Regions from separate parts of the Homo sapiens genome. Here region 2 is linked to region 1. A link is a contact called in ENCODE Hi-C or POLR2A ChIA-PET data. All regions are on one chromosome and are shown on one strand. The core of a region is the stretch at or near the end of the contact, and the rest is flanking DNA. Distances in the headings are between cores, read along the strand shown.

Region 1 (5,661 bases), core at 2,089-4,588:
TGGATTTTCTAGTTTTTGTGCATAGAGGTGTTTATACTATTCTCTGATGGTTGTTTGCAATTTTGTGGGGTCAGTGGTTACCATTTCTGCTCAAGTTTATTTGATTCATTTGTCTTTTCATCTTTATTACTCTAGCTAGTGGTCTATCTACTTTATTAATTTTTTTCAAGAAACCAGCTCCTGGACTCGTTGATTTTTTGAAAGGTATTTTGTGTCTCTATCTCCTTCATTTCAGCTCTGATCTTGGTTATTTCTTGTCTCCTGCTAGCTTTGGGGTTTGTTTGCTCTTGTTTCTCTAGTTTGTTTCATTGTGATTTAGCTTGTTAACTTGTGATCTTTCTAGCTTTTTGATGTGGGCATTTAGTGTTATAAATTTCCCTTTTAACAGTGCTTTAGCTGCATCCCAGAAATTCTGCTACATTGTCTCTTTGTTCTCATTAGTTTCAAAAAACTTCTTGATTTCTGCCTTAATCCCATTATTTACCTAAGAGTAACTCAGGATCCGGTTGTTCAATTTCCAAGTACTTGTGTAGTTTTGAGTGAATTTCTTAATTTTGAGTTCTAATTTGGTTGTGCTGTTGTCTGAGGGACTGTTTGTTACAATTTCAATTCTTTTGCATTTGCTTAGGAGTGTTTTACTTCTGATTTATGTGATCAATTTTAGAGTGAGTGTCATGTGGGGATGAGAAGAATGTATACTCTGTTGTTTCTGGGTGGAGAGTTCTGTATATATCTATCAGGTCCACTTGATCCAGAGCTGGGTTCAAGTCCTAAATATCTTTGTGAATTTTTTGCTTTGATGATCTGTCTAATATTGTCAGCAGGGTGTTAAAGTCTCCCATTATTATTGTATGGGAGTCTAAGTCTCTTTGAAAGTCTCTAAGAACCTGCTTTATGAACCTGCATGCTCCTGTATTGGGTGCATATGTATTTAGGATTGTTAGCACTTCTTGAATTGAACCCTTTACCACTACATAATGCCCTTCTTTGTCTTTTTTGATATTTGTTGGTTTAAAGTCTATTTGTCAGAAACTAGGATTGCAACCCCTGCTTTTTTCTGTTTTCCATTTGCTTGGTAAATTTTCCTCCATTCCTTTATTTTAAGCCTATGTGTGTGTCTTTGCACATGAGATGGCAGCATACCATGAATCTTGGCTCATTATCCAGCTTGCCATTGTGTCTTTTAATGGGGACACTAAGCCCATTTACATCTAAGGTTAGTATTGTTACGTGGGAATTTGATCCTGTCAACATGATAGCTGGTTATTTTGCAGATTTGTTTATGTGGTTGCTTCAATGTTACTGGGCTGTGTACTTCAGATACACTGTACTTCAGTGTGTTTTTGTAGTGGCTGGTAATGGTATTTCCTTTCCATATTTAGTGCTTCCTTCAGAAGTGCTTGCAAGGCAAGCCTCGTGGTGATGAGTTCCCTCAGCATTTGCTTGTCTGAAAATTATCTTATTTCTTTTCACTTTTGAAGGTTAGTTTGGCCAGATATGAAATTCAGGATTGGGGAAATTCTTTTCTTAAGAATGTTGAATTTGTTTCCCAATCTCTTCTGGCTTGTAGGGTTTCTGCTGGGAGTTCTGCTGCTAGTCTGATGGGCTTCCCTTTGTATGCGAACTGGCCTTGCCCTCTGGCTGCCCTTAACATTTTCTCTTTCATTTTGACCTTGGAGAATCTGACGATTATGTGCCTTGGCATTGATCGTCTCATGGAGTATCTTATTGGGGTTGTCTGCATTTCCTGAATTTAAATGTTGGCCTGGCTTACTAGGTTGGGGAATTTCTCCTGGATGCTATCCTGAAATATGTTTTCCAACTTGGTTCCATCTCCCGGTCTCTTTCAGGTACCTCAGTCAGTTGTAAGTTCAGTCTCTTTCCATAATCCCCATATTTCTTGGAGGTTTTGTTCATTCCTTTTTTTCCCTCTATTCTTGTCTGCCTTTCTTATTTTGGAAAGATAGTCTTCAAGCTCTGAGATTCTTTCCTCCACTTGGTCTATTCTGTTACTGATACTTTTTTTTTTTTTTGTGAGATAGTGTCTCACTCTGTCACCCAGGCTACAGTGCAGTGGTGTGATCTCATCTCATGGCAACCACTGCCTCCCAGGTTTAAGCGATTCCCCTGCCTTAGCCTCCCAAGTAACTGGAACTACGTAAGCGCATCAGCATGCCCGGCTAATTTTTGTATTTTTAGTAGAGACAGGGTTTCACCATGTTGGCCAGTCTGGTCTGAAACTCCTGAGCTCAAGTGATCCACATGCTTTGGCCTCCCAAAGTGCTGAGATTATAGGTGTTAGCCACTGTAACTGGCCTGCTATTGATACCTGTGATTGCATTGTGAAGTTCTCATGTTGTGTTTTTCACCTCCATCAGTTCAGTTACGTTCTTCTTTAAACTGGCTATTTTGGCTATCAGGTCCTGTATTGTTTTATCATGATTCTTAGCTTCTTTGCTTTGGGTTACAACATGCTCCTTTAGCTCAGCAAAGTTCGTTATTACCCACCTTCTGAAGCCTACTTGTCAGTTTAGTCATCTCAGTCTCAGTCCCATTTTGTGCCATTGCTGGAGAGCTGTTGTGGTCATGTGGAAGCAACTAGGCACTCTGGCTTTTTGAGTTTTCAGTATTTTTGCATTGATTATTTCTCACTTTTGTGGGTTTATCTACCTTTGATCTTTCAGATTGCTCATCTTTGAGTTGGGTTTTTGTGGGGTCCTTTTTGTTTATGTTATTGTTGTTTTCTCTTTGTTTTTTTTTTTAACAGTCAGGCTATTCTTCCATAGGGCTGCTGTGGTTTTCTGAGGGTCCACTCCAGACCCTAGTTGCCTTGTCTTTTCCCATACCAAGGTTACCACCAGTGAAGGCCATGAAACAGCAAAAATGTCAGCCTGTTCTTTCCTCTGGAATCTCCATCCCAGGGGGGTACTGACCTGTTGCCAGCCTGAACTGCACCTGTAGGAGGAGGCTGGAGACCCCTGTTGGGAGGTCTCATCCAGTCAGGAGTAACAGGATCAGGGACCCACTTAGAAAAACAGTCTGGCTGCTTTCTAGTAGTGCAGCTGTGCTGCGTTGTGGGAGACCCTTCCTTGTCCAGGCTGTCTGGACTCTCCAGAGCTGGCAGGTTGGAACTGCTGAGTTGCCTAAACCACAGAGATGTTGGCCACCCCTCCCACTGGGGACTCGGTCCTTCTCAGGCAGACTCAAGCCTGCTGCTGCTGACTGGCTGGAATTTGCCATTAGGTCTTAATTTGTGAGACACTGTGGAAGGGGGGCCTGCAGAACATGCTGCTTGGCTTCCGGGATTCAGTTCCCTTCCTAGGGATGGATCTCCCACCTTGCTGAGAATCCTGGGGGTGGAGTATGCAAAACTCCTGGGTCTCTGTGTGTGCCTGAGTGGCTGCTCTGCTGGGACTCCACACAGCTCTGTTTATTGGACCCAGTACCCTGGTGGCATGCGCTTATGAGGGGATCTCCTAATCTGCTGGTTGCAAAGATCCGTGGGAGGGGTGTGGTTTCCTGGGCAGGACTGCACAATCACTCACCGCTTCCCTTGGCTGGGGTGGGGGGACTGTTGGCTTCATGCCACTCCCGGATGGGCCATCACCCCACCCTGCTTTTTTTCCATTCTCTGCAGGTCAAGCTGTTTGCCTAGTCAGTAATGTGAGAACCTGGATATTTCAGCTGAGGGTGCTGAACTCACTTGCCACTTTCACTCCTCTCCACGAGTGCTGCAGACCACAGCTGCTTTTAATCAGCCATCCTGGCCCTCTCTCCCCACAGATAATTCTTTAATTAAAATTTTGCTAAGTACTCTGAGGGAAAAGTTCAAGGTGAAGAAACAGCATAATGGGAGAATCTAATAGCATAAGGCGTCAGGGAAAGTCCTGTGTGATAAAGAGACATTTAAGTTGAGTCATAAAAGATAAGTAGAAAGTAGCCTGATAAAATGGGTGGGAGTGATCAGTGAGGTGAAAGGAATAGATCATCGAAGACTGTGAAGGCAGAAGGACTCTGGTGCATTCTAGGAACTGAGATAAAGTTCTGCCAAAGGATTGTTAGCCTGGAAGTGAATGACTGGAGAATCCTAATGATATATTTAGTACAGCACCTGGTTCAAAGGGGATGCAAAGTAATCCCCTTATGGACAGAAGCCCCTTAATAACAGCCTGGACTAGATTAAATGCAGCTGCCACGTCTTCCCTTTTCTTCCTTTGGTTAGTCTTTGTTCAGCTATATCCTGAAAAGTACTCCATACACATTTTATTTGGATATTACAACTTTCTCCCAGATGGCAAATAACAAATCAATCAGATATTAAGGGACCAGGGCCTGTCTGCATTGTTCTTTCAGACATGTTCTATCTTCTGGAAGGGACTGTGTATGGAAACATACAGACTGCCTGATTAACATCTAGATAAGGACATAGCTGAATCTAAACTGCTTTTGCTAACAAATATGAAAGCATGTAATGTTGGCTGGAATGGCCAGTTGAGAATGGCTAAATGGCACATGAAAGAGAAGGCTATGAGAAAGCTGACAGCTCATGCAGCGTCCAAGCACAACCAGATGGTGGGTTTCTTGATGTCTTTGCTCCCAATATGAGGTAGTGTATTATTGGAATGTTTGAGTGACTTTGTAACCCTGTTCCCCTTTCTTTGGCCATAAAGCCATCATAAAATGATCCATTCTGTAGGTGTTTAATATCTTTGAAGAGGATCTTAACTAGCTGTAAGAATTAAGTCATCAATTTTAACACATATGTAAAGCACTTTATGTATTAAAAATCATCATCCCCATTTTATTAGGGGGAATGGCTTGTAGAGAGTGAGATTTATAGATCGGTTTTGGTATACGTCTCCTTCTAATTAATATAGTTTAAATAATGACTAATTTTGTAATAGTTTGCTGGTCTCAGACTCATCTACGTTCATCTTATTTATTTGGTAAGAGCCTGCAGTGCCTAGCACAGTGCTTTAGTTATGTGGAATTTCACCTCTCTGAAACAACAGTGAGGGCCAAGTATAAAACACAAAGTTCTCTGCCAAAATATTGCGATAAAGTGTGTTCATTTTTTGTTCATTCACTCATTCATTTGCCATGTAACTCTCAGATTTTCTCTGAGTTTGCTATAGAATGCTGGAAAACATTAAGAAGCAGTATATTATAGTGGTTAAGAGCACAGGCTCTGGGGCAAGGCTTCCTGGGCTCATATTCTGGCTCCACCACTTATTAGCTGTGTGACCTTGGCACAACAACTCTACCTTGTTGTATGTACCCTGCTCTCCTTATCTGTAAATCATGGACACAAAAATAATACTTACCTCAAAGGGCTATTGTGATAATTAAATGAGGTTTAAGTAATGATTAATGTAAATGAGGGGATAAGAATAGTGCCTGGTATACAGCAAGTGCTACGTAAGTGTTTATGTAAATTATTTCATTACAATGGTGAAAAAAGCACTACATCTTACTAAGTGATTTTTTTAATAACAAAAGGTTTTGATGTCTGAAGGGGTAAATAAACCTGAGCTACACCTAAAACTTGGCTATCCTGAATGAATCATGCCTTTAGAGCTTTTTTAAAAAAATGCTTTATTGAAGAGAAATTCACATTAACAGAAAATTGACCATTTCAAAGTGAACTATTCAATGGGACTT
Region 2 (5,661 bases), core at 1,498-3,997, 150 kb after region 1:
AAAAGACAATGCTAACGAGGAAGTATTATCCACCACATAGTCTATAACCAGTGTTCCCGGCATCTGTCAGTTAAGCTGATCTGGGATGAAACATTCTCCCTGTTATTACTCCTACTTTATACCTTGATTGTATCTAAACCACAACCATTCTGATTTGGATCACCTTGGATTAATGGTTTAAAGAATCTGTTTTTAAAGCATGACAAACATTAAATCAATTGTGCCATACAAACCCTACAGTATCTCAGTGGGGGACTCGTTTACTTGACACATACAGATCATTCTTGCAAAACATTTTATGTTTTACAGACTGTGTTTTGCAACCACACTAAAGGGTTTAAACGCAATTCTTGAATCAGGCCAATACATTCAGGTAGTTATCTCCAAATACAAGCTTTCTAGTCATACTGACTGAGGCTCCAACACTGGCTTTTTAACTATCTGAACTTGGAGTTACTTAACTTCTTGATTCTCCATCTGTAAAATGGGTTGTTGGATTACATAAGATACTAAACATTAAACCTTGAGCATAATACTCAGCTCACAGCAGGGGCTCAACAGCACCATCAAAGTTTATTCAAAAAATGGGAAGGGAAATTAAACAGTTTAGTACTGGTCAATAAAAAGGCCTGGGAGGGATTTGGAAATTCCTATTTTGAGCATTCCTACAAGATATTTTTACGTATGTAATACAAATTAATGTGAAGATCTATAAAATCTGTATAAGAGAAATAAAATATTGTGTCTACAGACAGCCTACTGGTTCCCCATTGTAAACATGAGAACATGGAAGGACACACTTATGTAAGCACACTGAAGATATTACTGAATGTCCATAAGCTTTAATTATTTAAGAAAGGGGAATTAAATAAGATAATTATCTCTAAGGAAGAATTTATTGCAAAAAATGAGAATCCTATATGAGGATTAAATACGGTTTGAATTATAAACAATATGTGAGCAAATCTAATTTCTGTAAGGAATTTCCAGCTTTTAATTTTTCTCAGTAATATAAAGATATTTTTGCCTCTCAGTTATAACACACGATCACTTGGAGGTAAGACATTTAATGTCTTCTTCCTTAGGCAGTATTACGTGCAAACTGTATATGGGATAGAATTACTATAGCTTGTGAGGGCAGGTAATATTTCACTATGAATTTAAATTTGAGACAGCTAGTTGTTTTAAAAGACAAAAGCCCTCATACTCGGTGAGACGGCAAACTCTCCCTGCTGCTTTTTGCTTTCCCATGTCCTCCAAGTTTCCTGTAGTGGGCACATGTTTTTTTGATAATATATTTTACCTATAAGAAGTGAGACAAACTCTCTAAAAGTGTTCTAGCCCAATTAGTGATAACGAATGGGACAGAAGAAAGAGAACTGCAGACTACTCCGAGAGCACTCATAATGAGGCAAGTAGTGTTAGGTGAATGAAAAGGCAGAAGCAATAAAGAGGTGGAGACGGGTAGAGAACTGATTAGATACAGTAACAAACGTTCATCAGAACAGCAGGACTAGCATGGTAAACAGACTGTAAACAAGGAGTGTAACCTCTTGCAAAGGCGAGGAGAGGAGACCAGGAAGGGAGGTGTCCAGTGAGGTGAGGAAAGCAGGTCGAGACACTCTAGGATACTCAAAGTGACTGAGGACGACCCAGAAGCAGTGTTTCTCCAAGTGTGATCCTTGGACCCCCTGCATAGGAATCACTTGGGGGAACTAGTTAAAAAGCTTAATCAAGTGACCCCCATCCAGAGATTCGGATTCACCAGATCTGGGATGCGGGTCAGGAAATCTGCACGTTTACAAGCACCCCAAGAAAGCCTGATGTACTCCAACGTCTGAGATTCACTGACTCCCAGTTCTGTAAAAATAAAACAGCACATAGCCAAAGTGCTTATTTTCTTTCTTGATGTAACAATGCATGCATTCACTCATTCACTCTTCTAAATCGCTTCTGAGATACCAGTGTTGCATGAATACTGAGTCTCCAAAGCGCTTTGTTAAAACTCAAGATTTCTGGGCCCTGCCCTCAAGATTCTGATTCAGGAGGTTTCAGTGGGGCTTAAGATCTCCATTTTAGGTAGAATCACAGACAATTAATTCATCTTAAGAAACACTGAGTTGGAGAGTGAACAAAAGCCAAATCATACGCCTAGACATTGGTAAATTTTTCCTTCTCTCTGGGTCAACAGCATTCACCCATTAATTCTGTCTTACCCCTGAAAAAGACCTTATTATGGGGATAGAGGGTGCACTTTATCCTCACCCCGATCACGGACTACCTCACCCAAGAGGAGAAAGGTATAGACAGGTTGGAGAACCGTTTCGGGTTACCTGGTACTCATTTTTGAACATTCCCGCAGGGGGCCCAGGGCTTGGGGGGCACAGAGTTCAGGGTTTCCAGCGAGTGGCGTGACCCTGACGGCTGGAAATCGGCTGGCGGGAACCCAGGAGCCCGACGGGTGGGAAAGGGCTTCGTGCTTGGCCCAGACTTGGGCAGGCTCTTCTCAGCCCCTCCGGCCCCTGGTCAGCTCCATCTCCCGCCCTCCATCAGCACCATTGCGGCTCCAGCCTCCGCGGTGCCCGGGTCTGGGGAGGGCGCAGCTGCCTGGACGGACTCCGGGCCGTCCCTGGGGAGTGATTGTGTGTGTAACCTACGTGACGGGGCGCCCAGTCGCGGAGCCACAGACAACCGCCCGCTGGCCTAGGAAAAGCGGGCGCGCTCCCGCTGCCGCCCCACCCCAGAATCAAACCGCGAAAGAGCAGCGCCGAGCGCCACCCGCGTTCCGGCCGCGCCCATTGGTTCCCACTGGGCGCCTGCGCGTTGCGCTCTCTAGGCTTCTCGCCGACGGGCACGGGAGGATACGCGGTGACGTAGCGTTGCCCAGGCAACCGCGGGACTCCTGGAGAAATGGTGGGCGGTCCAAACGGTGAGCAGCACGCTCCTTACTTAGGTCATGACCTCTGCCGACTAAAAAGGCTAAACTCAGCGTGGATTAGGGCTATACCAGGTACTGGACTCTTCTAGAGTACTGTCACATCGGTTTGGTCTCTCCTCGTGGTAAACAGATAACTGGTAGGTTCCTGAGGGATACAGTCATGGACTCATGGAACCCTCACGCGGCCTTTGCTTAGAAGGTTCCCAAATTTGGGTTCGTTGAGGCAGTAAGAGGGTCTGCTGGACCCTTTCATTGTTTCAGAAGACCCTAGGAAGCCAAGATTTTTTTGTAGAAAATAATAACTTATTGAGACTAGCACTGGCTTAAGTGTAACTATTAAGTTACTTTATTTAGTTTCTAGATCAGAGCCACTTCTTACATGGAAGGTACTATTGCCAATTTTTGGCTAAGGAACTGTGGCTCAGAAAGGTTAAATGGCTTGGCCAAAGTCATATGGCACTGAGAGGTGACAGCATGCTGGCAGTCCTCAGAGCCCTCGCTTGCTCTCGGCACCTCCCCTGCCTGGGCTCCCACTTTGGCGGCATTTGAGGAGCCCTTCAGCCCCCCACTGCACTGTGGGAGCCCCTTTCTGGGTTGGCCAAGGCTGGAGCCCACTCCCTCAGCTTGCAGGGAGGTGTGGAGGGAGAGGCGCGAGCGGGAACCCGGGCTACGTGCCGCGCTTGCAGGCCAGCTGGAGTTCCGGGTGGGCGTGGACTTGGCAGGCCCCGCACTCGGAGCAGCCGGCCAGCCCTGCTGGCCCCGGGCAATGAGGGACTTAGCACCCGGGCCAGTGGCTGCAGAGGGTCTACTGGGTCCCCCAGCGTGCTGGCCCACCGGCACTGTGCTCGATTTCTCGCCAGGCCTTAGCTGCCTTCCCGCGGGGCAGGGCTCAGAACCTGCAGCCCGCCATGCCTGAGCCTCCCACCCACTCCGTGTGTTCCTGTGCAGCCCGAGCCTCCCCGATGAGCGCCGCCCCCTGCTCCACGGCGCCCAGTCCCATCGACCACCCAACGGCTGAGTAGTGTGAGCGCACGGTGCGGGACTGGCAGGCAGCTCCACCTGCGGCCCCAGTGCGGGATCCACTAGGTGAAGCCAGCTGGGCTCCTGAGTCTGGTGGGGAGGTGGAGAGTCTTTACGTCTAGCTCAGGGATTGTAAATAACCAATCAGCACCCTGTGTTTAGCTCAAGGTTTGTGAGTACACCAATTGACACTCTGTGTCTAGCTGCTCTGGTGGGGCCTTGGAGAACCTGTGTGTCCAAACTCTGTATCCAGCTAATCTGATGGGGACGTGGAGAACCTTCGTGTCTAGCTCAGGGATTGTAAACGCACCAATCAGCGCCCTGACAAAACAGGCCACTGGGCTCTACCAATCAGCAGGATGTGGGTGGGGCCAGATAAGAGAATAAAAGCAGGCTGCCCGAGCCAGCATTGGCAACTAGCTGGGGGTCCACTTCCACACTGTGGAAGCTTTGTTCTTTCACTCTTTGCAATAAATCTTGCTACTGCTCACTCTTTGGGTCCACACTGCTTTTATGAGCTGTAACACTCACCGCGAAGATCTGCAGCTTCTCTCCTGAAGCCAGCGAGACCACGAGCCCACCAGGAGGAACAAACAACTCCAGACGTGCTGCCTTAAGAGCTGTAACACTCACCGCGAAGGTCTGCAGTTTCACTCCTGAGCCGGTGAGACCACGAACCCACCAGAAGGAAGAAACTCCGAACACATCCGAACATCAGAAGGAACAAACTCCAGACGCGCCACCTTAAGAGCTGTAACACTCACCGCGAGGGTCCGCGGCTTCATTCGTGAAGTCAGTGAGACCAAGAACCCACCGATTCCGGACACAGCACCAGTTAGGAACTCTTATCTGATGCTGCACTCATGGTTGAGTTAGGTCAATGGCATAGGTTAATGCTAATCAGGTACCACTCATAAAATTCCTGCTATAGGCAGAGTGGCTCACAGGTTCACGATTCTGTGAGGTAAGGGTTAGTCTCCTTTCATTTGAGAAGATTGAGATTCAGAGTCGATTAGGAATTTACTCAAGGATGCAATATTGAGTTTCATTTATGTTTGAGTCTAAAGCCTGGAATCATTCCACTTCACCCAAAAACCTCAAACATTTATTGTCGTATCATATGCCAACTATTATGGATTATGTAAGGGACGCGAAAATAAATGATATTTGGACCTGCTCCTTATCAAGGATAAGAAGAGCAGATAAGGAACAAACCTTCTTGAACATTCTAAGCCAAATAATAGATGGAAAGGAAATAGAGGTGGGGGCCATGGCACAGCTATACATTGCAGTATAGTGTCTAGAATCCAAAATTCCTGATTTCTAGACTGGCAAACTTAGTTCAACAGCAGTTTCTTGTAAGGCTCTGTGCTGGAGGCTTTGACAATTGTGATCAATAGACATGGTCTCTGTCTTACAAGACTTATCTGTGGGGGACATTTATCCACTAATTCTTTTTAACAGTTTCTAGGAACATAAGATACTTCAAATACTATGCTAAGAGACTGGGTGTGCAGTGAATGGCCCTACCTTCATGGAGCTTACACAGGGGAGTGAGACAGATGATAAATAAAATAGCAAATAATTACAACTTGTGATAAATATCATGAATTCAATCACAGGGAGTAACATTGGGCGGGTATATTAGTTTCCTGTGGCTGCTGTAACATTACCTCAAAAGGAGTAGCTTAAAACAACAGAAA

Evidence for each region. A loop is a pair of places that touch in the nucleus more often than their neighbours do. ChIA-PET counts read pairs that join two places held with the same protein, here RNA polymerase II (POLR2A). Pooled maps may share reads with other maps.
Region 2: a map with no recorded cell type shows a loop between it and region 1 (9-fold over the local background). The contact joins the promoter of CFAP20DC here to the enhancer-like site in region 1. A Hi-C loop is called at or near these places in 1 of 37 single-sample maps with no recorded cell type and 8 of 50 pooled maps. POLR2A ChIA-PET finds 5 or more read pairs at or near these places in 1 of 52 experiments (PC-9).

What each region holds. Positions count from the first base shown.
Region 1 is chr3:58,896,158-58,901,818 of GRCh38, forward strand. All of the region lies in intron 6 of CFAP20DC (CFAP20 domain containing), which reads right to left. All of the region lies in intron 1 of CFAP20DC-AS1 (CFAP20DC antisense RNA 1), which reads left to right. Among named protein-coding and RNA genes, the nearest start is that of CFAP20DC-AS1, 75 kb to the left of the region's middle. RefSeq lists enhancers at 2,736-3,237, 3,409-3,648. Within about 2 kb of position 3,339, at least 3 of the 41 ENCODE cell types and tissues checked have a DNase peak (open chromatin) inside an H3K27ac peak, as active enhancers do.
Region 2 is chr3:59,047,278-59,052,938 of GRCh38, forward strand. CFAP20DC (CFAP20 domain containing) reads right to left here and starts at 2,748. Exons shown (of 17, transcript NM_001394063.1): 1 at 2,334-2,748. The coding sequence starts at 2,354.